Linked DNA regions of Homo sapiens: all the other regions are linked to region 2. A link is a loop called in an ENCODE intact Hi-C map of the cell type or tissue named here. Cell type or tissue: mammary epithelial cell. All regions are shown on one strand. Each heading gives the region's core, and the rest is flanking DNA. Links, peaks and the distances in the headings are about the cores only.

The links. Peaks named below come from ENCODE experiments on the same cell type or tissue, not always from the same donor. Only the 100,000 strongest peaks of a DNase experiment are listed, where the experiment ranks them.
Region 1: it touches region 2 in a loop (3-fold over the local background); 5 of 110 quality-filtered maps call a loop at or near these places.
Region 3: it touches region 2 in a loop (4-fold over the local background); 3 of 110 quality-filtered maps call a loop at or near these places.
Region 4: a loop joins it to region 2, with 4 times the contacts of the local background. A loop is called at or near these places in 2 of 110 quality-filtered maps.

What each region holds. Positions count from the first base shown.
Region 1 is chr1:85,551,830-85,559,923 of GRCh38, reverse strand. It overlaps a transcript of DDAH1 not described here. Among named protein-coding and RNA genes, the nearest start is that of CCN1, 25 kb to the left of the region's middle. In mammary epithelial cell, for the core only: no CTCF peak of the experiment used is centred there; DNase peaks (open chromatin) are centred at 3,483 and 4,797; H3K27ac peaks cover 275 bases.
Region 2 is chr1:85,490,464-85,498,057 of GRCh38, reverse strand. It overlaps a transcript of DDAH1 not described here. Among named protein-coding and RNA genes, the nearest start is that of DDAH1, 29 kb to the right of the region's middle. RefSeq lists an enhancer at 1,630-2,829. In mammary epithelial cell, for the core only: a CTCF peak has its summit at 3,020 (motif pointing left); DNase peaks (open chromatin) are centred at 2,287 and 3,037; H3K27ac peaks cover 1,392 bases.
Region 3 is chr1:85,846,210-85,854,303 of GRCh38, reverse strand. It overlaps COL24A1 (collagen type XXIV alpha 1 chain), which reads left to right. Exons shown (of 60, transcript NM_152890.7): 38 at 4,898-4,951; 39 at 6,532-6,639. Among named protein-coding and RNA genes, the nearest start is that of ZNHIT6, 140 kb to the right of the region's middle. In mammary epithelial cell, for the core only: a CTCF peak has its summit at 3,785; a DNase peak (open chromatin) is centred at 3,873.
Region 4 is chr1:85,880,734-85,888,827 of GRCh38, reverse strand. All of the region lies in intron 32 of COL24A1 (collagen type XXIV alpha 1 chain), which reads left to right. It also overlaps the pseudogene RNA5SP51. Among named protein-coding and RNA genes, the nearest start is that of ZNHIT6, 180 kb to the right of the region's middle. In mammary epithelial cell, for the core only: a CTCF peak has its summit at 4,002 (motif pointing right); no DNase peak of the experiment used is centred there.

The sequences.
Region 1 (8,094 bases), core at 1,873-5,872, 61 kb before region 2:
CACCATAATTTATACTCGTTCTGTCCTCCTACTTCTCTCCATGTGGACAAGTTTGCATGTGTTAGACTGCTTGCTATTATTCCACAAGACAAAAAGCTCTGTTCATTTTTTTTTTTTCAGTCTTTTTCTGTGTGCTTCATTTTGGGTATATTCTAATTTGCTATGCCCTCATGTTCACTGGTCTTTTCTTCTGCAGAGTCATATCTGCTTCTACACTCATCCAGTGAAATCTTTATTTTAGATGTTATACTCTTCATCCCTAGAAGTTCTATTTGATTCTTTAAAAAAAGATTTTCACTTCTCATCACATTATGTTTTACTTTAAATACTAGTACATAGCTATAATAGTTGTTTTAATGGTATTACCTTCTAATTTCATTATCTCCATCATTTCTAAGTTTGCTTCTATTGATCGATTTTTTTCCTCTTTTGGATCACATTTTCTTGCTTCTTGGTATGTCCAGTAATTTTTAACTGAAAGCTGAGTATTATGGCTATTATGTTGTTGAGTTGGGGATTTGTTGTCATTCTTTAAATAGTATTGAGCTTTGTCTTGGGGAGTAAATTACATGTAGATCAGTTTGACCCATTCGAGGCCTATTTTAATATATTTCTAGGGCAGGTCTAGAATAACTTTCACTCAAGAGATAGTTCAGTCCTACTACTAAGATGTGACTCTGCTGGTGTCTCTACTGAATGACCTAGGATGACACTGAGGGCTCTCTACTAGTCAAAGTGAAAAGTCAGGTGTGCAATTTCAAAAGCAATGGTCAGAGATGACTTCACTGTGAAAATGGTGGCTTGCACATTAATACCTTTCTTATACCTTTCATTACTGAGTCAGGGGTATGAATTCTTTTAATAATGATATATAATGTCAAACTGCTTTCCAGTTTATACTTCCACTACCAGTTTAGAAAAGTGCCTGCTTCATAATAACCTTGTTAGTATTGAATTTAATAAATTATAGTATATCCTTTGGGAGGAATTATGCAGCCATTAAGAAGCATGATTTTTGAAGACTATTTAATGACTTGAGAAAAGGCTCTCAAACCAATGTTAATTAAACAAAAGCAGAGCAAAAAATTCTATGTACATCAAGATCCCATTTTGACATAAAGATAATATGTATTCTTTGGTAATAGCATTTATCTCCAGATGATGAGATTATGAATGATTTTCATATTCTTATTTTATTTTATTTTAGTATAACTTATATACTACTTTTAGCATTATTACTTTTAAAACTTTTATTTTAAAAACATGAGGCACCTGATAAATGAGTATATAGAAAAGAAAGAGGCTTTACTCAGAACATGAAAATACCTGAGGGCAATAAAATCAAAAAACATAGAGACCCATCACAAACTAGAACTGGAGTCACTTTTTTGTTTCTGTATTCATTTTGTGATAATGGAGTTGTCTGGGCCATCAAAAAGAATGTCCTGATAGGCATCCCACCTAATGGAACTTGCAAAAGTTGTATAACTGGTCAATTTATATCCATGGAACAGAAACAGCTATATGTCTTAAATTGACTTTGGTTTTTGTTTGTTTGTTTTGTGACAGAGTCCTGCTCCTTCGCCCAGGCTGGAGTGCAGTCGTGCGATCTTGGCTCACTGCAACCTCTGCCTCCTGGGTTCACCCAGTTCTCCTGTCTCAGCCTCCCAAGTAGCTGGGACTACAGGTGCCCGCCATCAGGCCCAGCTAATTTTTGTATTTTAAGTAGAGACGAGGTTTCATCATGTTGGCCAGTCTTGAACTCTTGAACTCAAGTGACCCACCTGCCTTGGCCTCCTAAAGTGCTGGGATTACAGGCATGAGCCACTGCACCCAACCAGATTGATGTTTTTTTTTTTTACTGGTTTGGACCAAGTGCATTTTCTTTGTCTCCTGTTTTACATCTTAACACTGAATGTATTCATTTGCTAGGGCCGCCATAACAGAGTCTCACAGATTGGGTGGCTTAAACAACATAAACTAGTTTTCTCATGATTCTGGAGGCTAGAAGTCTGAGATCAAGGTATCAGCAGAGTTGGTTTCTTCTGAGGCCTCTCTTCTTGGCTTGCAGGTGACCACCTTCTGTTTGTGTCTTCAGATACTCTTTCCACTATTCATGTCTGTGTCCAAATTTCCTCTTCCTGTAAGAATGCCAGTCATATTGGAATAGGGCCCCCTGAATGATCTCACTTAACCTAATTACCTCTTTAAAGACCCTATCTCCAAATACAATCACATTCTGAGATACTGGGGGTTAGGACTCTAATATATGAATTTGGGGTCGGGGAGACACAATTTAGCCCATAACACTAAGTTCGGTTCTTCTCTTTAAATTTTTCATGCATGTTACAGTGAAAAAAAGCTAATTTCTTTACTTTCCAAGCATAGGTTTTGAATCCAAAAGTGTCTGTTGTTGAATTTTGGCTCTCTCACTTAAGAGCTGTCCAACTTTGAACAAGATATCTGGCCTTTCTACACTTCAGTATTCTCATCTCTCAAATGAGGATGGCACAAGCACATATCTTATAACATTGTTGTAAGCATTCAATTATTTAATTGATGCAGAACTCACAGAATAGTGCATGTCACATAGCCATACACTAAGTGCTCAATAAAGATTAGCTGTTACTGTTATATCAAATTATCTCATCTGTGTAGCTATTTAACACTGTACTTAACACAGGAGATATAGTGGTAAATGCAAAAGACAGTTCCTGTCTTCACTGAAGAGAGATTTTCCCCTGAATCTAGATGTTGGTCTTATTTCTGGTGAGGAAGCTTTTATTCTTTTCTTTTCTATTTCTTTTGAGACAGAGTCTCGCTCTGTCACCCAGGCTGGAGTACAATGGTATGATCTCGGCTCACTGCAGCCTCTGCCTCCTGGGTTCAAGTGATTCTCCTGTCTCAGCCTCCTGATTAGCTGGTATTACAGGTGCCCACCACTACGCCTGGCTAATTTTTGTGTTTTCAGTAGAGACAGGATTTCACCATGTTGGCCAGGCTGTTCTAGAACTCCTGACCTCAGGTAATCAGCCCGCCTCGGCCTCCCAAAGTGCTTGGATTACAGGCGTGAGCCACTATGCCCAGCCACTTTTATTCTACTTTAAAAAATTCTGTATAGAAATACTTTTCTAAGGGATACTGAACAGTCAAAGCATGTTTGATCTCTCTGACTTTCCCTCATTGAAAGCATTGATTCTTGTTATACGTGGTTGGTAGATTTAGGGAGATGTAAACTCTGAAAGAAACTTGAAAGTAATAAATCCTATATCTCCTTTATGATTATGTCTCCTTTTTTTCTACCCCTTAAACAACACACACACACACACCTTTAGCTGTGCTGGACACATTATCTAATTCCACGTGCGCAAATTCTGCATCTAGATAATGTTGTCTTGTGACAGTGTGGTATCTACCTCATTAAGCAGTCCTTCTAGAATGCTTTGATGACTAAAAATACAGATGACGTGTCCTTCGTACAGCCGCTTTCTCACCCGCATGTAGGAACATGTGCTTTGGGTACATTTTCAAGCAAGGACTTGTGGTGATCTACCTCATACATTAATCCTAGCTGTAGTAATACTTTGGGAAAGGAATATGATCCCAAAATAACCACCAGGAGAAGAGAAGCATGTCATGAAAGGTCATGGCAATGGGGCAGAGGATGTTGGACAGGAGTGTTCTAAAAATAGAGAGTAAGAGATCAAAGAACCAGCAGTAATGAGGAACATTTTTTGGCTTTGGTTCCCAGGGGAAGGAGGAGAAGGAGGAGAAGGAGGAAGGGGAAAGGAGAAGGAGGGTGAGGAGGAGGAGGAGAAGGAGGAGGAGAAGGAGGAGGAGGAGGCGGCGGCGGTGGTGGTGGCGGTGGCCGCACTCCCCAGCCTGTTCGTGCCTTCTGTTCTACCCGCCACTCATATCTGTGTTGCAGAAATGTAGGGTAGGGAGGATGGTTAGCACATTTTCCTGTCCTGGGTGCTGACTGCCTTTAAATTATTTTGATAGAAAGTGTATTTATATAATGCTTAAAAACATGTCAAAATAAGAAGCATGGAGAATTTTACCTTACTGCCATATTGCTACTATTGCAAGGAAGACCTAAACATTTTGGATCAAGAATCCTCAATTTCAGCTTTTTTCTGGACCAGACCTTTAGGTTTTACCAGTTCAAATTGACTTTTTGTCATCTTCCTAAACTATACCTGATGATTAATTGTGAGTGTTTGCAGAGCCAAGCACTGAGTTTTTGTGCATTCATGAGAAGTTGGGTCGATCAGCCACTCTGAATATTCTGTAGGCATGGGTGTGGGCATATCTGGCTGCGAGTGAAGAAATTTATATCTTAGATATGCTGTTCAATCCCTCCCCTGCAAATATAGCTTTGACAATAATGAGGCGAGTAGATGAGGACATGTTAAAATCACAGGCCTCTTGAAGGAATTTTTGGCAGATGATTGTGTGTATGTGTTTGTGTTCATGTATGCACACAATATAGTAATTCCATACAGTAGGGAATTAAAAAATCTGGGATGAATCCCGTAACCTTCCTAAGGACAATTTACTCAATAGTGAACTAAACTTATTGACACTTGGCTGACAGACGATAAATGTATGGAAGTGCTTGCCAACTATACAATGCTGTACAAATGTTCCTTAAATCCTGTGGTTGTCAGAGAACCAGTCTATATGTTCAAGTCGAATCCACTATCTCCTATTCAAGGAGGTTTCTTTCTTTTTGTTCATTCCAAAACTATTTACTGTGCCACTCCAGTGTGCAAGGCACTATGCCAGGCACCAAGAAGCATTTAAAGATGAATCATACCCAGATCCTGCCCTCAAAGAACTTAGGATATAAGGAGGCAGATAAACTACTGAAAAATGCTCTGCTTGGTTTCTCTAATTTAGCTTCAAATGATGTCATAACTGAGCATAATATGACATTTAAAAAGGGACTTAGCACTCCCTCTTAAATATTTAAATAACAATGTACATGTTAATTAGTATGCATTTGCCTGTTAATAGACTTATTAACATGTATGCTAGTAGTCAAGAGTACTGAGAAATGCCTGTGCAGGCAAAGGTGTCTTGATTCAGGACAGGCAATGTGAGGTACTGTAGTGATTAGCAATGACTGACAGTGCACTAATCACAGCCCTTGTTGAGCAATCAGTCTTCATTAGGCTCCCCAAACCAAAACTGACCCAAAAACAATTGATTCTTTCTGGCTTTAAAGCCAATTTCTCCATTTGTTTTGATTTGAGGCTTTTTAACGCTGAATCTGTGTGTGAAAGGCCCTTCTGTTTAATATTTTAGTTGCAGTGCAGTTAATAAATCCTTGACTTTATTCTAAAAGTAGAGACAAAGTTAAGACTTCTCCAGGAGACTAAGGAATCTTAATATTTACATGAGGGAAATATACACAGTTATAATCCTGAAAATTATGCAATTTCCAGTCATTTAAAAATCACCACAAAATCTTATTCTTATAAAAATCTAGCTTAAAGCACATTCTCAGTCAGAATTCTGGCTTTAAAAATATTCATTGAATAAGAATACTAGAGGTCTTTGGAAAGTATAGGACATGATACTGATCTCTTCTCCCAGTAAAAGAAAGCTGCTTTAGAGATTAAAAAAAAAAAAAAAAAAAAAACTCTTACAATTTCCTTTTTAGGAAAACTACGAGGGCCTGTACATTGGTCTTGAGCTGGCCTCTCTTTCAGGCATGAATAGATCTAAATCACTGTGAGAGATCTTAAAGATGGTCCTTAGGAAAAAGAAGCTATTGTGAACTCAGAAAAGAGGAATGTTCCATTTAGTGCTCAAAAGAATGGTTGAAAACTAGTGGAGGACATGTTGGTGCTAACATTTAACAAATGAGTTCCATGGAATGCTGCTAAGTGAGATGTAACATTGTGTGAGCAGCAAGTATAATCTTCAAGCCAAGATGTCCAGGGCAGGCACAGAGGCCTGGGCTTCCTTATGAACCAAGACAGACAACTCCCAGCCAGAATCCCCAGAAAGTCCCTCCATGGAGAGTCTGGCAGACTAGCTCCAACTCTGCAGCCTTTGAGCTCTCTCACTACAATGTTTCAGAAGGAAGGAGAGTCCAGATCACATATCCAGTTATGTAGCACCTGTGACCCCTTAGTGGCCCATTGCCTCACAGTAAACACTACCACCAATATTGCTGACAGTCCCCAGATGCAGTGGATTCATACAACAAATATCAGACCTCTAGACTGTACTGTCTATCAGAAATGAAGAATCTGTTCATGCCTCTGACCTCCAATTTGTGCTTCTGCCAAGTGCAGTGAGCATCTGCAGGCCTGTGTCTGTCTGCCTGCTGTCTATGGTTAGGTCAGCAATAGTGCCCTTTGCTGGTAACAAACCTCTGGGCCTCCAGTTTCTTCTGGCCTCATCTTCATAGTTAGGACCCAGGTCACTCCCTGTTTCTCACCAAGCAACTACATGATTTCTAGAGATCCCAAAAGTTTTAATCTTGAACAGTGATTTTGACTCTTTCAGAAGACTGGTTAGCTTTAGGAATAAAAAGCAGAGTAAAAAATTCACTCTCTGGCTTTTCCAGTATTTACTGCTGTGTAATAAACTACCCCCAAACTTAGTAACTTAAAACATGGATTTTGTGGGCCAGCAGTTTGGCAAGCCTCCTCTGAGTGATTCTACTGTTCCTCCTGGAGATGACTAAGGTCACTTATTGGTACCCAGCTGCTAGCTTGGCTGGCTGAGCGGTTCTAAGGTGACTTTACTCACACATCTGGTACCTTGGTAGGGGTGGCTGGAAGTGTGAGCTCACCTGGGACTATCTATTGGAATACATAATGTGGTCTCTCCAGCACCTTAGTCTCAGGGTGGTTGGATATCTTACATGGCAGCTGCCTCCCCTCAGAGCAAGAATTTCAAGAGAACAAGGAGGAAGCCCTCTTTTTTTTCTCATCTAGCCTCAAAAGTCCTGCTACATTCTGTTGGTTTCAAGCAGTCATAAGGCCATCCCAGATGCAAGAGGAGAGAAGTTAGGCTCCATTTCTTGATGCGAGGCTACCTATAGAAGAGCTTAGGAAATTTTGTTGAGGTCATCTTTGGAAAATATAATCTACTTTGGCCTTCAACCTTGTTTTACTTACTTACTGTTCAACTGACTCTGAATACCTGATTCTTGTCCAAGAGTCAGTTATTTTGTCTACTCAAAAGCAAGCTTCTTCCTCCCTTCTGGTCTCCCTTCTTTCCTTTCCACCTAATTAAGAGGCCTGCTTCTAAGAAGCTTCCCACAGATCATCTAAAAGACAAGGCAGAGTTCATGGGTCTTAGCTGGAACCAGCAAGATGATATGGGTCAGAGGAAGATATAATGATGATGAGAAGAATTAAGGGAGCTTCCTTGAGGAAGTGGCCATTATGCTAGACTTCGTTGGACAAGTAGAATATGATACATTGAGAATAGGGGAGAAAGGCATGTCATTCCTACATGAGCAAAGGCACAGCAATGTAGAAATGAAAGGTATATTGTACGAGGAAAAGCTAAGAGTACTAAAGAATTGGGGATTCAGATTCTATAGCCGTTGAGAAACCAGGTTTTTAAGTTGTGTTTTAAGATGAAACTCTGATAGCAGTGTGGAAGATGCACTGGAGAAGTGAGATTGTAGAGAAAAAAAGATGACCAGAGTATGTAGAGGGCTAGTGTATCCAGGTGAATGGAAAGGAGAGGGCTTTCTTTCTCTTCTGGTCTATAAAAGAAACAGTAGCCATGACTTTTTCCAGAGATAATAGCTGAAACCAGTACTATTCATCACTAGATTTGGGCCTTCTTTCAGCAAAGATTTGTCCAGTTGTATTTGGATTGGATATTGGGTAGGACAAGTTATCCCCTTGGGATTTCATCCCACCTCTCGCACCCCTTTCCCAGTGAATCTATGCCTCAGCCTCCTTGGAAACCTTCAATTTCCCAAGTCCACTTCAAACTCTTGCCCTAGCTAAGAGGGCCCAGACCCTCAGCTGTTTCTTCCCCAATCCTCTAAACTCTCTTTTTTGCCAACCCATAGCCATTCCCTGAGCATGCCATGCTCTATCTCACTGCCACATG
Region 2 (7,594 bases), core at 1,503-5,502:
TATTAATGAAGTATAATTTGAAGAGATATATTTCCTTCTGGAAGGCAAGTTTTAAGACACTAGGGGGTTAGTTCACCCAGAGAGATGCTGGTAATTATATTTGAATTGTCAGTAATTCTAGTTCCATCACCAGAAAGCAAAATGCAAGTAGTAAGGGATGACTCTACTTGAAATCTCAGGGGGAAGAAAGAACTTTGCTTCTCTCAAGGTCATCTGGTGTTTAAAGAAAATGTGTCATTGATGATTTAATAATATATAACATGAGAAATTGCATTAGTATAATTGTGTTACATTTTATAATCTTATTTTTTATGTAGAGAACAGATTGCCTTAAATCTGCAAGTATTGTATTTGAGTTAAAATTGCATTCAACATACCATAAATATGTACTTCCTAATCATTTAAATGTTTGCAATCATGTGTATCTCAGTTAAAATATATGTTCACATTATACTTTAAATTTCTATTTCCTTTGGACATTATTGTATTTTGCAAGATCAGAAAGATTATCTAAAAATTTTCTGTAATGATAATGGAAACCATGTTAACATCTGAATCATGTTCAATGTGAAAAAGATAGTTGGGGCCAATTTAACAGTTAGTACTCTTTCTTGGCAGAGAATGACAGAACACTGCTGTAAAAAGGACTGCTGTCTTTTCTTTTTAAATCTGCAAAGTGTTGCTAAGTACCGTAGTCCCTCGCCTTTGGAAATACCATGGCTTTTTGGGTCACCAGCTGTGTGTTATATACCAATAGAGAGTACAACTCACAGCCATTTTTTGCATTCTTAGTGCTATTTGTGGCTGTTTCTTTACCTCATGAGCTGTATGACACCTTTTATTTAAATAAATCCTTATGTTTGTGATCACTGTGCATCAGGTTATTGGGCCTGTGGCTGGCCTTCCAGTTGTTCATCAGTCTGAGCTCACAAGAAGCAGACACAATTGTCAGTCATTGTGCTGTTCTGTTAGGTTAAGTCATCCTGGTGGTATCCAAAACATTTCTGGTATAAGAATTATTTTTTTCTGTTTTGAATTAATGAAGCAGAAACACAAACTGTGAACATTGTCTGTAAATAGCCTTTGTTCCTTTATGCAGAATGTCCTCAATGTTAAGGCCTGCAAGAAGATAGTACGTGTTATATTAGTTTTATAGTATTAGTGTTCGTGCTGAATGATGGCAGGAAAACCAGCTAGGTTTTATTTCTTACTGGTTATTATTGGTTGATGAATTCCTGTGAAGGTTTATGATATTAGGTTAAATTATATGAAATTGCTATTTGTGTAGACAATTTCATATGACTCAACCAAACAGGAAACAAAGCAGCTTCAGTTCTAGGATACAAGATATAATTCAATTAATTTGCTGTACATCATTGTGAGTCTGCTACAAATATCTTAAATTAATACATATAACTTAAAAATTGGAACTGGAAAGGAAAGATTTGTTTTCCTCTTATTCTTACTTTGTTTTTACTCTGTGTCATTGCTCTCTTGCTTTCAAGGAAAATACCGACTCTATGTACAGAACATCTCCTGACATTTGCCATTCTGTAGGTCTTGAGGGGTAAACAAGTAAGAACACAAATATTACTTACTCAGTTGTGAGTTAAAGTCATCTTTCTATTATTCTAACAATAACAAACTTGCAGCTCTTCCTTAGTGAATTTTCATGAATTCTCTTCTCTCTAGAGAAGACTATTTCATCACAGAAATATATTAGAGGTATTAAAATGCCTTTCCCCTCTCTCTGCTTCCATATTTCTCCATTTGCAGTTTCATCTGTATGGAAAAGGAGCTCTGGTAACTTTGGCCAAGACTTTTCAGTAGGAAATGCTTCAAAATACAAAGCAAGAGCTATTTTCAAGAAAGACCTTCTAAATTTATATTAGGTAAGTTAAATTTTAGATGTCCTCCTTTACAGCTAAAAGTAAACACATTTGATTTAATTATATTCATCAAAATGTACTTGCATTCAAGTGTTCTTATATGTCAATACTCCTGGATAGATTTAAATTACATTGACAGAAAACATCCATTTCCTCACATTTTCAAACACCAAGCAAGTAGCAGAACCCGGTCTTTAGCGTGGTTGTATTTTAAAAAAATGTAATCCAGCCAAGGCTGATCTTGTTTTTCCTTTATTCTTTAAGCCAGAAGCAATTACTTTTCATTTCAGGATTAAGCGTCTGTAACGTTGCCACTCGTCGCTGAGGCTCCTGGTTTCAGCATGTCTCCTTGGTTCCCAGCCAGCTCTGGGTGTTCAGGTAGCAGCTGTGGCTGGGAGTGTCTCTCCAGTCCACATTCCTTGGCCATGAATTTTGCAGCCCTGTTTATCTGATGAAGACCTCCCAGTAGTGAATTGCTCATGACATTGTCACACAGACCTTAATGAATGATATGGAAAGATACTGAATATTTTTCCTCCCGGAATGCCAACCAAGCTTCAGTGTCCCAGCGCCTTCATTCCAGCTGATCATGGCAAAGGCTTGGTACTGAGATCCAGTGAGACCTTTGTCCTACAAAAACCACATTCTCACTGGATGCCTACAAGTCCTCTCTATGGGACTGTTACCCAAGCCTGTTTACAGAATTTTCAACAATTACATCTGCCCATTTGCTGAGTCTCACTTCTCTGCACTAATTGTTGACTTCAATTTATATTTTTAATGTACAAATGCTATCACCAACTTCAGTGCATGAAGACCTCTCTTTCTTCTCTTCAAACCCATGACTTTGCTTGGAATAACAGGGATGGCTTTATGGCATGGCTTTCTCATTATTTCATGTGTCTTCATTTTGCTTTCCCAAGCCAGATTGTAAATTCCTTGAAAGAGGAGACCCTGAAAACTAGAAATACCTATACAGACAGATAGACAGTAAAAAAAAAAAAAAAATTGGACAGAAAGACATCTGTTGCTCTAAGTAATCCAGAAAATTTGCCTTAACACGTTCAGAAGACATATTTGGCTATAATATACAACTCCTCTCCTTTCCCCCGCCTGCCCTCTGCTGGAACTGCTAATGAGCAGTAAGATGGCAAAAGCAGGACATTGTATGGGAAATGTGGGAAAACAGGGGCTAGTCTGACTAGAAGGTGAGTTGAGTAACTGTGATTTGTGAGTCCACAATGGGAATCTTTGAAGTCCTTCATGATGTGCCTTTGTATGACTAGCAATCTCCTCACAAGACTCTATGGTTCACTGTGCACAAAGATATGATTCTGCCTGCCTGCCTGAGATAGACCAAGTGACCTTGTGTGTTCTCTTCCTCCTCTGTGCTTGTTTCATCTGCAGAACCATCTGATGGATGGCAGACAGCTGAACCAGGTACTGCCCCTTCCCAAACACAAATGCCCTCCCCATTCACCATTCCCTAGAGCGTTCACTTCCTTCATCTATGAAAGGCAATTACTAGGGTCTAGCAAGACTGCCAATTTGGTAATGCAAAGCAGGAGATAAGTGTGAAACTCTAGACTGGTTTTCTGTTTCAAAGGGCAGCAGGATGTGACAGCTGCTGAGGCAGCCCTTTGCCCTTGGAGAGGAGAAGCAGGAGTGTGATCACTAGATGACCTCTCCCTCCTGCTGTCTCCTGGGTGGTAGGGACAGTCTCTCTCCCAACACTACTCTTGGTCAGGTGGCTACATATTATGAAAAAGAGGAGGAAAAACATGTTTTTGCTTTTAAAATTATTATTAAGAGAGAGTACTCTTTGGGGAAGCAGAATCCATTAGCTGAATTCATTTCAGTAGCTATGTTTAATTAAGTTAGGCAGCCTTAATGCAATTTTATTATGTAGCCTTTAAGAGCTGTTCTGGTAAATGCCCATCCTATAAATACTAGCACTACTTTATATGTGTGATATCCTTTTTGGAAGGGCAAATCTGAATTATTATCCAGATATTAATCTGCACACAACCCTATCCAGACAATGCAAAGATGCTTCCTCATATTCTGGACATTGTTCAATACATTCAGAAGGGGGAAAAAACTGCTCAGATATGACCTTCTACATTTTAAGTCAGTGGATAAGCCAGCCTGGTTGCATCCCAAAACATACTTTTGAACATCAGTTTCACCTTACTACTGACCAAGTAATTGATTTCTGCATTTCATTATGTAAATTAAACACTAGACTTTGAATTACTAGAAATACACAGTTAGCCAATAAACCTTTCTTATAAAATGACAGTATTTTAATTTATTAGATGCGTTGGCATGTATTCATGCCTAAGATTTCATCAATCAATTTTCCATTTTAAAAAGCTGTCTCTGGAAGCAACAGTGGAGAGATGCTGAGTTCCAAAAGCAATGTTGTGAAAGGCAGCAGGTCTAGCGTTCCAGGCACATGCTTAACTAAATTCTAGTCAATAACCATGTGGCTCCAAGTATAAGCCCACATTTTTTAAAGTATCTACCTTCTGAACTGACTCTTTTGGAATGTCAGAATTTTAAAAAGAAAATATTTAAATTTCTCTATTTAAGAGGTGTGCAATGTTTGTTCAATATTGGAGCAACCTCTGATATTATTTTAAAATATTTATTTTGCCACTTTGACAGCCTTCTACACTGCCCTTGGGTTTTAATTTTGTTTACAGTACTAAACTTCAATAGTTGGCTTCAGATTAAATGAATATTAGTATGTTGTGGTGATTTTATTAATTATTTGCTTTTGAAAAATTTTTTAAGCTGAAAGTCACTCCAAAATAGAAGCTTTAAGAATCACTACCACCAACTTAACTTTAAGTCATTTATTCATTTCATTCAGTTAACAAAAATATATTTAACACATAGGATTTGACTGACTTATCCCTAAGCAAGGTAGGCATAGCACCTGGGGCCCACAATACTTTTAGAGGCCTATAAAAACAGTCTTTTAAAATCAGAAGAAAACAAATTTTTTTATTTTAAAATCAGAAGAAAAAGATAAAATTTTAGGTCAAAGAAAGTATATATAATATTAATATATTCATTTTCATACCAGGATGATCATAAAATATAATTTTAAATATTTTTTAATGAAGGAAGGGGCCCATGAAGGCAAAAGTTTCCAGGACCCATAAAATGATAATGCAACCCTTCGTGACATATGCCAAGTTTTATCTATGCTAGATTCTAGGGGTAAGAAGATATGTAGGGCACAGTTTCTGTACCCAAAGCACTCATAGTCTAATGAAGAAAATGGACATAGACAGTTCATAATGTGGTTGGTTCCCTTGACATTGTTTGAGAGTAATTACAAGCTGAAAAACATAAGGGTTTTACTACAAAATGTCATTTAACACATAGACTTGGCCTTACATTTCTTTCCGTTAAACTTATACAAAAATTAGGTTTATATATATCTTAATGCTACATAGACAGTGTAAGTATATATGTTTGTTCATTTTAAACATTACTGATATTGCCATTCAGATCTGTAAATCAGAATGTTCATTATTTTATAAATGCTGTCCATCAACAGGATCACAAAGGAAATTCCACGTGCTGATATCAATGGTCCAATGAGGAAAATGAGAAGTGAGATCTAGTTCTCCCTAGCTTAGCAATGCTTATCTATATCCTTTCGAGTTTTACTGAGATTTCAGAAATGGAACAGAATCTTGGCTGCACTTTCCCTCTTCATAAAATTTCACATTTATATGAGATTCTGCATTTATTTTTTTCTATTACTGTTTCTAATGCTGCAATTTGGGTAGTCACAATGTTCCACTTAACCTAAGTCTTCCTTGTTAATATTTGAGTCCATTTTTGCATTTTTTTATTGTTAATTAGAGAATGATTTCTGAACATTTTCTATTTTTAGAGCAATTTTACCTGCATTATCTTATTACACACACAAAAGCTTTTTGAATAAGTAGGACATCATAGGACATTCAAAAGAACACAGACTCAGACAAGCCTGAGTATGAATCTGAATTCTGCCAGTCAAGCTGTATTATTTTGGTCACTTCATTTAACCTCATTTGCATCTCAGCTTCCTCATCCATAAAATGAGGATCATTATGCATGTCTCATAAAGTTGCCATAAGAATTAGGATAATGTATGTTAAGTGTTAGACCAGCACCTGAAATTTAGTAGATACTAAATAAGTAGCTGCTATTATTATTTGCCATATTTTATAAATTAGGAAACTGAAACACAGACATATTCCTCATGCCAGTATAGGGGGTTAGGTCACCTAGTTATTACAGGCAAACTGCAGACTTTGTTTTGAACAAGCCTTATTGAGAATGATGGTATAGAGTACAAAGTACACAAGCAAAAGATACAGAAAAAACACTGACATCAAACCAACCAGATAACCAATATATGTTTATTGGGCACCTTGTAAGTATAAGACATTCTATGTACAAGTTGGGCTACTTTGCAAATGACGGAATTCCAACTTGATCACACAAAAAAAGAGAATTTGCTGGCTGATGTCACCCAAACACAGAATGTGGACAGCTGGTCCTATGGATGTCTGGACTCAGTGGCAAGCACACTTTTAGGGCTTATACTCTCTATTTCTGATGTATGTTTCCAGTTCTCTTTGCAGATGAGCTTTCTCCATGCCATGGGGAACATGAATCCTAGCAACTATGATCTCTCATCTCATCCTAACAGCAGTTCTACCAGCAAAGAAAGAGGATTCCTTTGTCTTTGTCTGCAGTTTGAAAACAATCCTAACAATCACTTGCATTGAATCAGTTTAGGTCATATACTCTTCCCTGAGCCAATCACCAAGCCAGGAAGATGGAGTAATATAATTGGCCCAATTAAGAGCACACGACATGTTAGGAGCTCGAGACCAGCCTGGCTAACTTAGTGAAACCTCATCTCTACAGAAATACAAAAAAAGCTAGCTGGGCATGATGGCACACACTTGAAGTCCCAGCTACTTGGGAGGCTGAGGTGGGAGGCTCATTTGAGCCTGGGAGGCAGAAGTTGCAGTGAGTGGAGATCACACCACTGCACTCCAGCCTAGGCAACAGAGCAAGACTGTCTCAAAAAAAAAAAAAAAAAAAAGAATACATGTTACTGTTGTCATTAGAAGAGAGGGAAGTGTATTGGGCAAGCAAAAATCATAACCTTCACCTTCAATGAGTTATAATAGAGAAATTAATATTTTAATGGTAGAGTTGGCTCAAGGAGCCAAGAGGCCAGAATCTCAGAATGTCTGGCTGAGATGCCATGAGCCCTGAGCAGACATGTCACATGGACTGCCCAGCCAGGAAGGGAGGCCTATCATAATTTTGTCCCCCACTTGTGTTATCTCATAGACTACAGACTTAAATTTATTTCTTAATATGCATACTATTTAAAGAAGGAAGTTATAAACATTTGGGCATTATCTTAGAGAAAGCAGAACTTTCTAAAGAGAGTGTCTAGAGGCTGGACCACAGACTAACATCCCTGTTGGTTGAAAAATTGCAGGCTGTCTTGTCCTGTTGGAAAGCATTATTTTAACAGATTGCTTAATGCTTTTCCTTCCTGTAGCATGGGCTTGGGGGAGTGGTACTCAAAGCAGACTTATAAATTGGATTGTATAGTGAATGAACTTTGCTTAATGGCTTTGCTGGGTTTATTTAAGACATTGAACTGTTTGCCC
Region 3 (8,094 bases), core at 2,144-6,143, 360 kb before region 2:
TAGAGAACCGAGAAATAAAGCCACACAACTACAGCTATCTGACCTTTGACAAAGCCGATAATAACAAGCAATGGGGAAAGTTTACCCTATTCAGTAGATGGTGCTGGGATAACTGGCTAGCCATATGCAGAAGATTGAAGCTGGACCCCTACCTTTTACCACATGCAAAAATCAATTTAAGATGGATTAAATGCTTAAATATAAAACCTAAAACTATAAAAACCTTAGAAGAGAACTTAGGGAATACTATTCTGGACATCAGCCCTTGCAAAGACTTCATGACAAAGATTCCAAAAGCAATTGCATCAAAAACAAAACTTGACAAATGAACCTAATTAAACTAAAGAGTTTCTGCACAGCAAAAGAAACTGTCAAAAGAGTAAACAGACAACCTAAGAACAGGAGATAGTTTTTGCAAATTATGCATCCAACAAAGGTCTAATATCCAGAATCTATAAAGAACTTAAATCAATAAGCAAAAAACAAACAAACCCATTAAAAATGGGTAAAGGACTTGAACATACACTTCTCAAAAAAAGACATACATTTGGCCATCAAGTAGATGAAAAAATGCTCAATGTTGCTAATCATTAGAGAAATGCAAATCAAAACCACAATGAGATACCATCTCATACCAGTCAGAATGGCTTTTATTAAAAAGTCAAAAAATAACATGCTGGTGAAGTTGCAGAGAAAAGTGAACACTTATACACTGCTAGTGGGAATGTAAATTAGCTCAGCCACTGTGGAAAATAGTCTGGAGATTTCTCAAAGAACTTTAAAAGAACTACCATTCAACCCAGCAGTCCCATTACTGGGTATATACCCAAAGGAATATAAACTGTTCTACCATAAAGATGCATGCGCATTTATCTTCAGCGCAGCACCATTCACAATAGCAAAGACATGGAATCAGCCTAGATCTCCATCAACAGTGGACTGGATAAAAAAAAAAGTGGTATGTATACACCATGGAATCCTATGCAGCCATAGAAAAAGAACAAGATCATGTCCTTAACCAGCAACATGGATGCAGCTGGAGGCCATTATCCTAAGCAAATTAATGTGGGAACAGAAAACCAAATACCACATGTTCTCTTTAAGTTGGAGCTAAACCTTGAGTACACATGGACACAAAGAAAGGAACAATTAACATCAGGACCTACTTGAGAGTGAAGGGTGGGAGGAGGGTGAGGACTGAAAAACTGCCTATCAGATATTATGCCAATTACCTAGGTGACAAAATTATCTGTACACCAAATCCATGTGACACATAATTTATCCACATAACAAACCTGCACATGTACCCCTTGAACCTAAAATAAAAGTTAGATAGAAAAAATAAAACATAATACTGTGGTTACTGTGGCATGCGCCTGTACTTCCAGTAACTCGAGAGGCTGAGGTGAGTGGATTGCTTGATCCTAGGAGTTCAAGTCCCGCCTGGGCAACATAGCAAGACAATGTCTCTAAATAAATAAATAAAAGTAATATACAAAAATAGGTTCCATTCTTTTTCACCAGCAATGAGCAGTTAGATATTTTTAAATGCAATTTCCAACACAATTAGCCACAAAATTAAGTACCTAGCAATACATCTAAACAAAATATTTGTAAAAATGGTGTGGAAAATTTTTGCAATTAAAGAAATTATAATCATTTATTAAAGAACTAAATAAATGGACAGTTATTTTATATTCATGATAGGAAAACTCAATATTATAAAATTATCAATCTTCTCCTATATTAATGAATACACTTAATACAATTTCAACCAAAATCCCAATGGGATTTTTAATAAAACTTGATTGATAAAAAGTGATTTAAAAATTTGTGTGGAAAACCAAAGGGCCAATATTAAGACAACTTTAAAGAATAAGTTGTGCAGAGGTGGGATGGTTGTGGAGGAGGTGGAAGAGAGAATCTGACCTATCTGATATAACTTATTATTGAAGCTAGAGTAATTAAGTTAGTTAGTGCCATACTCATTCACAAATAAACAAACAGACCAATGGAAATTGAAGATAATGTAGAATCAGATATAAGTATATTTTGAAACTTGATTTTTGATAAATTGATTATGCACTACAGATCTATAAGGAAATGAACAATTTAATAAATGATACCAGTACAATTGGTTATCCAAATGAAAAAAAAAATACTCTCCCTCACACAAATGCGCACGTGCGCGCACACACACAAACACACACCCCGCAAAATTACATTCCAATTGATTAAAGGCTTAACTGTTAAAATCAAAATCTTAAAACTCTTGGGAGAACATTTAAGATAATATTTTATGACCTTATAAGGAAAGGGGAAGCAGTAAAGATTTCTTAAAACAAAGCACTAAAAGAAACAGAAAGAAAATATTAATGACTTTGACTGCATTAAAATTGCAAACTTGTGTTAGTCCAAAGTCGTAATAAACAAGGTGAGAAAATAAGATACAAGCTGGGAGAAGAGATTTGTGATATATGGAATGAACAAAATATAAGTATGTATAAAAACATATACATGTAACTAAATAAGACAGCCCAGTAGAATAACGGGCACAAGATAGGAACCAGAAATTCACATAGAGATATAGATGTCCGATAACTTTATGAGTAGCTATACGTTTTTCCATAATAACCAATAACATAAATTGAAATGATAACATCATTCTGCACCCATTTTAAGTCTCATACGATCAAGCATTATAGGAAATATGAAGTAAGTGGAACTCTTAAACATTGCCATTGAGGATGTAAATTGGCAAAATCACTTTGGAGAACAATTTGACAATATCTGATATGCTTGAAGATGCATGTATCCTACAACCCAGCAATTCAATTCCAGGGTACATACCCTATAAAAACTCTTGACATGAGCACATAGAGACAAGTACAGAGTGTTTATTCCAGCATTGTCTGTAATAGCAAAAGAAAGCCACCAAAACATTAACCAACGGGAAAAATACTTAAGTTGTGGTTTGATAATAACATGGAATCCTGTAGCATTTTTTTAAGTAAATGAATTAAAGACACAGTAATTTCAAAACAAAAATGTGTTAAAAAGAAGTTTCAGGAGAACACATAAAGTATGATACTGCTTTTTAAAAATTTTTAAAGATACAAAATACATATTACTTGGGGATACAAATGGAGTAAAATTATTAAGAAATGTGTAGGAACAATAAAATTCAAGACAATGATTGCACCTGAGTAGGGAAAAAGGGTGATGAGTTTGGATAAGTATATGTTTAATGTGGGGCTTCAATTATATGTATATATATATGTAGATATATATATATATATATACACACACACACACACATAGACATACACATATATTGGTTCTATTTCTTAAAGTAGATGTAGGTAAACGGGCTTTCATTGTACCTTTTAACATCTTTACATGTACTTAAATATTGTGTAATACACTTTTAATAAACAGCAGAAGTTAATAACGACTAGCATATTTTGAGCTCTTCATCATAAGTCTAGTCCTTTCTAAAGTTTACATGCATTCTCTTATTTGCTCTTAGTCTTTGAAGATGTTCTTTTATACCTCTTTTATTTAACAGGAATCTGAGGCCTTTAGAAATTAAATAATCTACCTACGGCTGTATAGGTAGGTGTTAGGTGCCAGAGCCAGAATATGAAATGGGAGCAGTCTGACTTTTAAAAGCTCACACCTTTAATCTCTATGAAGATTAATCAGCCTCTTTTTGAAAGGCCTCATTAACTTCAAAGAAGTCCTCAGGTTAGTGCAACTACCATTTCTACCTCTGGATGCAGCTATAACTACAGCAATAGAGCACAACAGCTTTGGCCTCTAAATTCAGTGATTTTCTGAGGCTAGAAGAGCATTTTCTCAGGAGCATAGGGTATGAGTCATTTCCTTAGGTATCTGTTTATTCGTTCAACAAATATTTATCTAGAGCCTACATAGCACAGTGGTAAACCACAAGTTATTTCTTGTCTACATCATTTTTGCAATTTGCCAAGCTTTTGGGACACAAATTTGAGATTTCTATTTTCATTTCCAGCGAATGCAGGGAATGTTGTGATTAATTATTAGCCATTTTAGAACTTGCAACCTGGCTTACTGTGGAACTCACTTAAGCCTAACCATTGTTTACCTGAAAATTCATATAGTGCCCCACTTTTACTTAAAAAAAAGTGTATATTGAAAACTTTTAATATACTTTTAGCTACACAAAGGACAAATTGAAATGAAAATATTATTTTTAAGTTTTATATGATTACCTCCTTTTTCTCTCTGTATTTCCTTCTTTTTTTCCCACAGATCAACGAATATCTCTTTAACTCTTTCTACTCCAGTGAGATTTTGAGATTTTCTTTGACCACGTACTAGACACATTGAAATTTTCCTTGACCATGTACTAGATGTATTTTATACTCTGTACTTTCTTTCATATGTGTGTGGAGACTTCATTGGATAGGCAGAAGTCCTGTACTTTCCACAAGATGCTGAGCTCCCAGTAGCTGATAGAAATGCTGAGATGGATGCCTTTGGGTTTATACTTTTTTATTTTAGTTAAACGTGTTTTACAGCCTGTGACGTAGAAGGCATGGGTTAACTTTAATTACATTCTCTCTAATTAAAATGGGTATACTGAATCTAAGTAATGTTCCACCTAGAATAATGAACAGTGTAATTAAGACTCTCTTGGCCAGTTTGTGCATGTGAACTTTATAGCTAATAACAGCTACACCTCTAAGTCATTGTGACCTCTTTTTAAATGATACAAACCTAATAATGTGAAAATTAACCCTCATTTTTACTTCTCGTCCAATCCAATCCAGTGATTATCTGATAGAAGTATTCAAATACTCCATCTCATCTTTTCTTTAACCATTTATTTCCTTTTTTATATTGAATATTTTAGGGACCTGAAGGAATTGTGGGAATTCCAGGGCAAAGAGGTCGTCCAGGAAAAAAGGTAATTTTTTACATCTTCTTATGCAGGTTTTCTTTCTTCTGATGTGCCCAGAACTCCATAGACTGCTGTAATGTTTTTAATTTGGACTAGATAGTAAAGTAGTAAAGAATTATAAATGTTGCTTTAAAAGATACATTTATATAAATTAATATTTAATTTCAGTTAGGAGTACTTATTATCGTGATTATTTGAAGGCAAATTTTCCATTTTGTAGTTTGTAAAAAATCTTGGCTTTTCCTTCTTTCTCTTGTTTGCCAAAAATTCTTTTAGTAGACCATGGGCAAGAAGAAAGATAAAAGGAAAATACTATACCATTTGTGCTTTTCAATGACAACTTTAGTAAAGTATTTGAGGGAAGAGAATGTAACTATAATTATTTGTTGTCAATGTGTTTTTCTAAGTTGGTTTTATTTTTTCCATATATGAAGAACTACAAATCAAGAATATTTTTATTTGCTTACTTTATATTTTACTAAAAATATTTTACTAAAATCAACATTCATAGTGAGACAGTGCAAGTCTTTGTATAATAACAACCTGCACCCCTGGAAAAATAAAATAAAGCCTCTTAGCTGTTATGAATCCCAAAAATTTCCTGTCCAACTGTGTTCACAGTAGTTTTTCTTTGTATCTTCTTGTTTATCAATAATAGAACAGGTTGGTTCTCACTTAGGAAAATGAAGAATAACACAATGTTGTTTAAGAACAGCTATATTTTGGTGCTAAAGAAAGGTCAGTTTGTTGGCTGGGCGCAGTGGCTCACACCTGTAATCCCAGCACTTTGGGAGGCCGAGGTGGGCGGATCGCTTGAAGTCAGGAGATCGAAACCAGCCTGGCCAACATGGTGAAACCCTGTCTCTGCTAAAACTACAAAAATTAACTGGACGTGTTGATGGGTGCCTGTAATCCCAGCTACTTGGGAGGCTGAGGCAGGAGAATCGCTTGAATCCAGGAGGCAGAGGTTGCAGTGAACTGAGATCTTGCCACTGCATTCCAGCCTAGGTGATATAGTGAGACTTGGTCTCAAAAAAAACAACAACAAAAAAGAAAGGTCAGTGTGTCTAATAGAAAACAGAAGATAATTAGTTTTCTGAAAGATGTAAAGTGATGTAAAAATGTTGCAGATTTTTCAAGGCATACTCCAAGCCAATGAGTGATGATCCTGAATGTACAGAACTGCACACTGGAGCTCTTTTTGTATTGAACAGACCTTGTTGCATTGAAATTCTCTATAGAAACAGACTTTCCAAAGAGCTTATGATTTCTTATAGTAACAACACATACATGCATACTTACATACATATATAGCAAAATTCAAAAGTAAAAAACGGTTATTTGGATTCAACATGAGCACCAGATGCCCCCTGCTTGTTTGGTCAAAATTTTTATTTTATCTTTTTCCAAAATTACTTTTATTTTTAAAATAACTTATATAGTGATGGTATGTTATTGTTGTTAATAGTGATCTGTAATACTGTTAACCAGATAATCCTCAGGAGCTATTCAGGAATATGATATAGTTAATTAATCTAAGTATAAATTTTTTTCTTGCTTTTCTCTCTTAATAATGTCATCCACAGGGTGATAAAGGACAAATAGGACCCACAGGAGAAGTTGGAAGCAGAGGTCCTCCTGGAAAAATTGGGAAAAGTGGTCCTAAGGGTGCCAGAGGAACTAGAGGTGCTGTGGTCAGTATTTGACTTGCTTCCAGAATTGAGTCACTGTGGATGGGAAAGAAACGTATCCATGCCCTTAAAGTTTCATCCCTTGATTAGCTTTACAGACAAAGCAATAGTTCCATTGAAAATAATCTACCTCCATGGGATGTGGAGAATTGTAAGCATTCCACAGTACTTAAACGGCTTAGTGGTTTCTGGACATGAAAAAGGAAAGAGAAAAAAATGAAAATGGAAATAAAATATGAAATGAGGTTTTAAAAAGTAAGATTATAACTCCTAACCAAACTAGGAAATTTTATATGGCCAGCACTTAAAATTGGGATTTAGTATCTGTATAAAACTATGCTGTCATGGTTGACAAATTGCTTTGAAAATTAGGTTTACTTGAAATGGATTTTCTTTCTCTGGTTGGAAACAAACCTGCTTTATTTGGATATTATTTTTCTAACCAATTGTGATAAATCTAACATCTAATTTTATCTTTCATCTTTCTCAGGAACTTTGCATGATGTTAGGAACAAGTGTAGCATGATACTTATGAACTCTTATATTAGGAAAATTATATTGCGAATGTATTTAGACCTGTTCTGAAAGTCAGCATGAAAGAGATGCAAAATATTTAAAAGATTATCTAATTGAGTCTTCTGTTTCATAGGCTTTTTTACAAAATGCATGCGTATTTCCATTTAGTGTAGTCTCCATTTAAATGTCACAAGTGCTAGACTTTTCACTAAGGCTTTTTAGAGATCATTGCATAATCCATTTGTTGTCTGAGGAAAGTTTGCCTCAGGCTTATTTTCGGTATTCTATTCCTTACTGGGATCTAGGCCTTTCTTACTTTCTTTCATTTAAATTACTAGCATTTCTCTGTCTTTGACCTGTATACAAAAACATTTTATAATGTTATTAATTTTTTAATTTGACACGTTCCCAACCTACCTTCCCAAGAGGTTTCATCAAATTTGCACTCCCACCATCAACATTTCATATTACTTCTTTTGATGTTTGCCAATCTGATAAGTGAGAATGTGTATTGCATTTTTTCTATTTACACTTTCCCAATTGCACTTTTTTCTTATGGAAGTTGCCTGTTCATATATACTGCACATTAGATTGTTGCCTTTTTCTTATTGATTTGCAATCACTCCTTATATGCTTAAAATATTAATATATTTTTGTTAAATATGTTACAAAATATATTACAAATGCTTTTCTTTCTGCAATTTATCTTTTAATTTTGTATATCTTTTGCTGTATAGATCATTTTAATTTTTATATAGTCAAACTTGTCAGTCTTTTCCCTTTCAGTTTCTGTGTTTATTTTATTAGAAATGCCTCCCCTACCTAAAGTATATAAGAATATTCTTCCATATTCTTCTAATACTTTTATAACTTTATTTTTACCTTAACTCTTTAAGATGTATGGAGGTTTTTGGTTTTTTTGTGGGTATTTTTTTATATAAG
Region 4 (8,094 bases), core at 2,357-6,356, 390 kb before region 2:
AATTCATTTAGTTAGTAGCAAATGGAAAATTCTAACACTAAAAGAGCTATTCTTACCTTAGCTTTTTCCTCATTTATATACTTAATCTGTGATATAAGCTCTCAAACAATAAGTGAAGATTTGACAGTATTTATAGTTCTTTCCAAATAAAGAATCTTAGATATGTTGTTGATTTTTTAAGCTAAATCCTTCTTGGTTTTCTCCCTATTATGTATATCTTAACCTGCCATTTCAATTCTGATATTTATCTGACCTAAAATAATGCAACTCTCTTTAGCATTATTTACTTAAGTATATCCCCTAAAAAGTCTGTACACTGCTTGAAATCAGAGACCATTTCTTTTATCTTTGTAATCCCCTTTCCTGGTATAATGTCTGGTATATATAAGTAAGTGCCAGATAGGGATAGAAATGAGGCAGGTGACAAAACACTCATAGATTTATGAGGGCTATTGCCAACATTTTTAATTTTTATCCTTAGAACAAAGGATGTTATTAAAGGGCTCGGGCTAGCTTTATTATCAGATTATTTAGTTTATTATCTGATATCTATTTTGTAAACATCAGTCAAATTACAAAATGGAGGGAGCCAAGAATGGCTGGCTGTTGCAATAATCCAGATAAAAAATGGCAGGACCTTTTTTATGAGCAGGGAAAAGAAGTGGACAGACTAATTCAAAAGGAGATAAAACCAATAGGTAATAAAGACTCTGTATGTGAAGTATAATTCTTAAATTTCTGGCTTATTGTATTAAAGAGTTGATGATACTATTCACTGAAACAAAAAAAAACACGGAAAAGTAGGTTTGAGAATGGAAGATTATAAATTCAGTTTAACTGTTGAATTTCAGGTGTCTTTGAGAAACATGAAGTTGGCAGTTGGCTTCAGAGTAGAGGAATACACTGAAGTTAAAAAATGTTGGATTCATTGCCTATGGAAAGAGTATAGAAGTGAGAAAAGAAAAAGATCTAAGGCTGAGGCTTAAAGAACTACAACATTTACAAAACGCTGGCAGAAAAGGTTGAAACTGCACAAGAAACTGAGAGAATAAGAGGAAAATCAGACATGTAAGTTAGGAGTTTCAGCCATAAACATAACCCATCTTAAAATCTTCATGATAATATTAGATCCCCTTAGAAGTACGTAGGCATAAAGTAGGATAGGTAAACTACAGCCCTCAGTCCAGTTATACTTCTGTAAATCAAATTTTATTGAAACACAGCCACAACGATTCCCTTATGTATGGATGGCTGCTTTCATACTATAACAGCAAAGTTTAAAAGTTTTGACAGAGACCACATGACCCACAAGCCTAAAATACTTACTGTCTTGCCCTTGAAAAAAAAAAAAAGTTTGCTGACCCCTGATGTAGATTTTAATCACACACGTACAGAAAGAAAATGTCTAATCAATGCAAACCTTGTAACAAATAATGTCCCTTGGTTTATGTAGTGTTCAACCTGCACAACTGTACCCAATCGCCTTCAATAAGAGGAGAATGGTGATATTTGTCCATTCTCTCTTTTATTATTTTGTTCATTTATTCTTCCGTTTCAGAAGACAAGTTGAAAAAAAATCTCCTGACCTAAATAAATATAGTTAATATCTGTTAATTATTGAAAACTGACTTTAAAGAGGGAACAAGGGGAATGCTGTACTCTAAAATTAACTCTTCATAAGCTTGCTTTATAATATCCCCTTGTAAATTTTAAAATATTATTTTCTAGCTACTCTTTCTTAGATACCAGAAGTCATTTCCACTTACCTCAAAAAATAGTTAACAGGATTCTCAAGTTAACTAAAAGTGTATAATAAAACTTCACTCAGTTCCTCATTAGATCACTTGTAAAGATAAAGTGGCAACAGTCTCGGAAACAAAAGATAAGAGTACTCTATATCAGCATCTCAGTCAGACAAAGAGAGCAGCCAAAATAAAGTGGCAGATGAATTTCACTTACAAATGTAATTGTAAAAATCTAAACAAAAAATTAAGTAAAATTTAACCATGTATATAAAGAATTATCCACCTTAATGAAGTAAAAGGAAGAATTACAATCAAGGAAAAGTTTGTTATTAAGAAATCTATTAATATATCACAGATATAATGAGAAATACAAAAGCAAGTAGTCTAAAATTTAGCAACCATTTTTTTTTTCTTTTTTAAGACAGAGTCTCGCTCTGTCGCCCAGGCTAGAGTACAGTGGTGCAATCTTGGCTCACTGCAACCTCCGCCTCCCAGGTTCAAGCGATTCTCCTACCTCAGCCTCCCGAGTAGCTGGGACTACAGGTGCATGCCACCACGCCCCAATAATTTTTTGTATTTTTAGTAGAGACAGGATTTCACCGTGTTAGCCAGGATGGTCTTGATCTCCTGACCTTGTGATCCACCCGCCTCTGCCTCCCAAAGTGCTGGGATTACAGGTGTGAGCCACCACATCCAGCCAACCATTTTTGATTCTTTAAAAATCATCGCATGGGGGCCAAGCACGGTGGCTCACGCCTGTAATCCCAGCACTTTGGGAGGCCGAGGCAGATGGATCACTTGAGGTCAGGAGTTCAAGACCAGTCTGACCAATATAGTGAAACCCCACCTCTACTAAAAATACAAAAGATTAGCCAGATGTGGTGGTGCACACCTGTAGTCCCAGCTACTCGAGAGGCTGAGGCAGAATTGCTTTAACCCAGGAGGCAAGCCAAGATCGCACAACTGCACTCCAACCTGGGTGATAGAGTGAGATTCCATCTCAAAAAAAAAAAAAGTTATTGTGTGTGGAACACAATTTGGCTTCTAGCTGAATCCAGTCTCCCCCCTAAAAAAGATTTAAAAATCATAATGTGAAAGTTGTCAGAATCAAAATGGAGTCACTGATGTTAAGAAAATAAAAGAAAAACCTGACAAATAGAGCTGAAGGCCATAAAGACAGAGTTCTCATTCTTAGATGCCTGATAACAAAAACTATCACAAAAAATTGCAAAAATCACAACCTTGCCCAAAGGACATTTGCACCCATATACAAAAAATACTTCTGAAAAGACATCTGCCCAGCAACAGCCTGTCCAGCCTTGGACTGGTGTCACCATTGTTGTTGATATTTTTAGCCAAGGATAATCATTTCAAAACAATTATATAATCCTCATTTTTCCTTTAAAAACCATTACCTTCCTTTATCTCCCTGAATATGTGCATAGCTTACTATGGCATGCATATTCCCATTGCAATGCTCTATTCCAAAATAAATTCGTTATTTATTTTAGAGAGCCTCTTTCTCTTTGTCATTTAGGTTGACAATAGTAAAGTGTTTTCTGAGTTGGGCACGGTGGCTCACACCTGTAAACCCAGCACTTTGGGAGGCCAAAGCAGGTGGATCACCTGAGGTCAGGAGTTTGAGATCAGCCTGGCCAACATTTAGTTTCTACTTAAAAAAAAAATATATATATATATATATATACACACAAAAATTAGCCAGCCATGGTGGTGGGTGCCTGTAATCCCAGCTGCTCAGGAACCTGAGGTAGGAGAATTACTTGAACCTGGGAGGCGGAGGTTGCAGTGAGCCGAGATCGCGCCACTGCACTCCAGCCTGGGTGACGGAACAAGACTCTGCCTCTAAATAAGTAAATAAATAAATGTGTTTTCTGGTATGAAATGTAAGGAATTTGGAAGTCATCACTCCCATCCTCAAAACAAGAAAAAAAGATGGACATACTGAAAATCAACAACTCTTCTTAGATCTGTCAGAGAATTAAGGTTACAAGACAAACTACTGCCCCCAAAATGGAGAGACAGACAGGCAACTACATAGCCCACACCGGGACAGTAGGGACACTTTAAACTATAATTAGCAAATTACTGGAGACTCAGTGTAGACCAGCTTGAGTGTTAAAAAACTCAGAGAGGGCCCAGTCTTTGGGAGGCCCCTACATGTTCCTGAGTTTTACTTCCTCCCAGAGCCCTAACAGGTTCTTACTTTAAAGATAGAGAAAAATTCCCTCTGACTTCCAGCAGAGGGAGAGGGATAGTAAGCATTTTGAAAAACACCTAGAATTCTCTGATCTCCTTAACAGTTCTTGCCCTCCAGGGAAATTATTTATCAGAGAATAAACTGGTGTTTTACCAAAGACTAACTGACCTTTGGGAAAGGAAAACCTAATTTCACCTCCCTCTAGCCTTCAGCTGGAGGAAGAGAAATATTCCACTCCAGCCCCCTCTGGCCTTTGATGTGGAAGAAGGGTAATATCCAATTCAGACTCACTAAAAGACTGAGACCTAATTGTAGAACTATAGAATGCCCTTCCTACACTCATACCTTACAATCAAATCAGTGGGGTTCCTGTGCAATAACAGATTATAGCTAAAGGAACTGTGCCACAAACCCTATTTAAAGAGTCCCTCAGAAAGGCTAAATAAAACAGGGGAGTAAAAAACAATGACATTAGAGGACATTTTAGCCTGAGACACCATAGCTACAACAACCAGTAAACACAGCCTAACCCCCAGCCAGATAATATCAAATATCACATTAAAGGCCTATTCACCTTGGTTTCATTTACATTTACATCATGTCTGGCTTTCAAAAAAAATTATAAGGCAAGGTAAAAGGCAAAAACAGTCTACAGAGACAAGCAGAAACAGACTCAGGGATAGCAGACATTTTGGAATTATGAAACTGGGAATTTCAAAGTGAAAGAGAAATAAAGTCTTTCTCAAACAAAAATTTAAAGAATTTGTCACTAGCAGACCAGCAAGAAATGTTAAAAGAAGTTCTTCAGAGAGAAGAAAAGTGGCATAGGTAAGAAACTCATCTAGGAAAGGAGTGTTGGCGAAGGAATAAATAAAGGTAAAATAAAATATTTTTATAATTCTTAATTGATCTAACAGACAATTTGTACAAAATAATAATAGCAACAGTGTATTCGGTATTGTATCTCATGGATAAGTCAAATGTTATAAGGAACAAGAGGGAGGAATTGTTATAAAGTATTGGCACTACTCATGAAGTGGTATAGTGTTATTTGAAAATGGACTTGATCAATGGCCATAGCACCCTGAATGTTCTCAATCTCATCTGATCTTGGATGCTAAACAGGGTCAGGACTGGTTAGTACAGGGATTGGAGATGGCCTAGGAATACCACGTGCTGTAGGGTTTTTAAAAAAAGAAAGAAAATGGACTTGGGTTAATTGTAAATATGTATTGCAAACTCTAGAGTGGCCACTTTAAAAAGTTTTAAAAGTAGTATAGTTTGTATGCTAAACCAGGAAAGAAAATGAAATCATATAAAACGCTTAATTAAAATGAGAGGCCAGACTGGGCACAGTGGCTCATGCCTATAATCCTAGCACTTTAGGAGGCCGAGGCAGGTAGATTGCTTGTGGTCAGGAGTTTGAGACCAGCCTGGACAACATGGTAAAACCCCATCTCTACCAAAAAACGCAAAAATTAGTTGGACATGGTGGGACTCTCCTGTAGTCCCAGCTACTCAGGGGGCTGAAGTGGGAGAATCTCTTGAACCCAGGAGGCAGAGTTTGCAGTGCACCGAGATCATGCCACTACACTCCAGCCTGGATGACAGAGTGAGACTCTATCTCAAAAAAGAAATAGACATAAAAATTAAAATAAAATAAAATGAGAAGCCAAAAACATTAAAAAGAAGAAGAAGAAGACGAAAGAAGAAGAAGCAATAAAGAATAAAGACAACAAATGAAAACTAACGCAGTCCACAGTTGATATATACTAACTCAATGATATCATAGTCACTTAAATGTCAATGGTTTAAGTATACCACTTAAGAAATAAGAGATTGCCAAAGTGAATAGGAAAGCAAAACCCAATTGTATGTTGTCTTCAAGAAATCCATGTGAAATATGAAGGAAAGTATACCATGCTAACGCTATTCAAAGGAAAGCTGGAAATATTTATATTTCAGAGAAAGCAGACTTCAGAACAAGGAAAATTGTCAGGGTAAAGAGAGACATGGTGCAATGATAGCAGGGTCATTTCTCCAAGCTAGGATAACAGTACTTAATGCACCTGACGACGGAGCATCAAAATACATGAAGCAAATGCTGAGATAATTTTCAAGGAAAAATAGATGACTCTATTATTATAGTTGGAGACAATAACACCCCTCTATCAGTAATTGAGAGACCCAGCAGGCAGAAAATTAGTCAAGAGAGAGTTAGTACCGTAAGTCAACTAGATCTAATTTACATTTATAAAATATGTTATCCAACAACAGTAGAATGCACATGCTTCACAAACTGACATGGAACACTCACCAAGATAGACCAAATTCTGGGCCATAAAACACCTTAACAAATTTTTTTATTCGTGTGTTTTTTGTTTTTTGTTTTTTGTTTTTTGAGACGGAGTCTTGCTCTGTCGCCCAGGCTGGAGTGCAGTGGCCGATCTCGGCTCACTGCAAGCTCCGCCTCCCGGGTTCGCGCCATTCTCCTTCCTCAGCCTCTCCAAGTAGCTGGGACTACAGGCGCCCGCCACCATGCCCGGCTAATTTTTTGTATTTTTAGTAGAGACGGGTTTCACCGTGGTCTCGATCTCCTGACCTCGTGAACCGCCCGCCTCAGCCTCCCAAAGTGCTGGGATTACAAGCGTGAGCCACTGCGCCCGGCCAACAACAAATTTAAAAGACTAGACATCATACAATGTTTGCTCTCACACCACAGTAACAGAAAATGGCTGGAAAATCCCAAAACATTTGGAGATTAAATAATACACTTTTAATAACTTATTGGTCAAAGAAGGAGTTTCAGGAATAATTTAAAAATATTTTGAACTAAATGAAAATATAGTTTGTCAAAATTCGTGGGATGCAGTGCCTAGAGGGAAATTTATAGCACTGAATAAGAGGAAAGAAGAAATACTTAAGATTAGTAATCTAAGCTTCCATCCTAGGAAACTATAAAAGAAAAGCAAATTAAATACAAAGTAAGCAGAAGAAAATAAGTAATAAAAATCAGCAGAAATCAGTGAAATTGAAAACAGGAAAACAATAGAGAACATCAATGCAACCAAAATTAATCAACCTCAGGCCAGGCTAACCAAGGGGAAAAAAAGGAGAAAATACAAATTACTAATATCAGAAGTGAAAGAGAGGCCATCACTACTGATCTCATTAACATTAAAATGACAATAAATGGATATTATGAGCAATTCTATTTTCACAAATTTTTTTTTCTGTTTTGAGACAGAGTCTCGTTCTGTCACCCAGGCTGGAATGCAGTGGCGTGATCTCAGCTCACTGCAACCTCCACCTCCTGGGTTCAAGTGATTCTCCTGCCTCAGCCTCCTGGGTAGCTGGGATTACAGGTGCGTACCACCACACCTGGCTAATTTTTTTTTTTTTGTATTTTTAGTAGAAATGGGGTTTCACCAGGTTGGTCAGGCTGGTCTCAAACTCCTGACCTCGTGATCGGCCCGCCTCGGCCTCCCAATATTTCCACAAATTTGATAACTTAAATGAAATAGACCAATTCCTTAAAAGACGTATTTTACCAAAACTCATATAAACAGAAAGGGATAACCTGAATAGGTTTGATTTGATTTGATTTGATTTGATTTGATATCCATCAATATCTTCCTCAACCTGTATTGATAAAGAAATAGAATCAATCACTAATAACCTTCTAAAACAGAAAGTACTGGTTCCAGGTTATCTCATTGGTGAATTCAACTAAACATTTAAAGAACATATGATACCAATTATGTACAAGCTGTTCCAGAAAATAGAAACAATAGAATATTTCCTAATTATGTGAGGCCACACACATGAGGCCATTATGTGAGCATTACCTTAAAAACAAAACCAGACAAACACATCACAAGAAAACTATAGACCAATATCATTCATGAACATAGATGTAAAATCCTCAACAAAATATTAGCAAATTGAATCAAACAATGTATAAACAGAATTATGCATCATAACCCAGTGGAATTTTTTCCAGGTATACAAGGCTGGTTTAACAGTAGAATGTCAATTAATGTAATCCATCACCTCAATAAGCTAAATGAAAATGTAATATGAAAAGATGCAGAAAAATAATTTGACAAAATCCAACAACAATTCAAGATA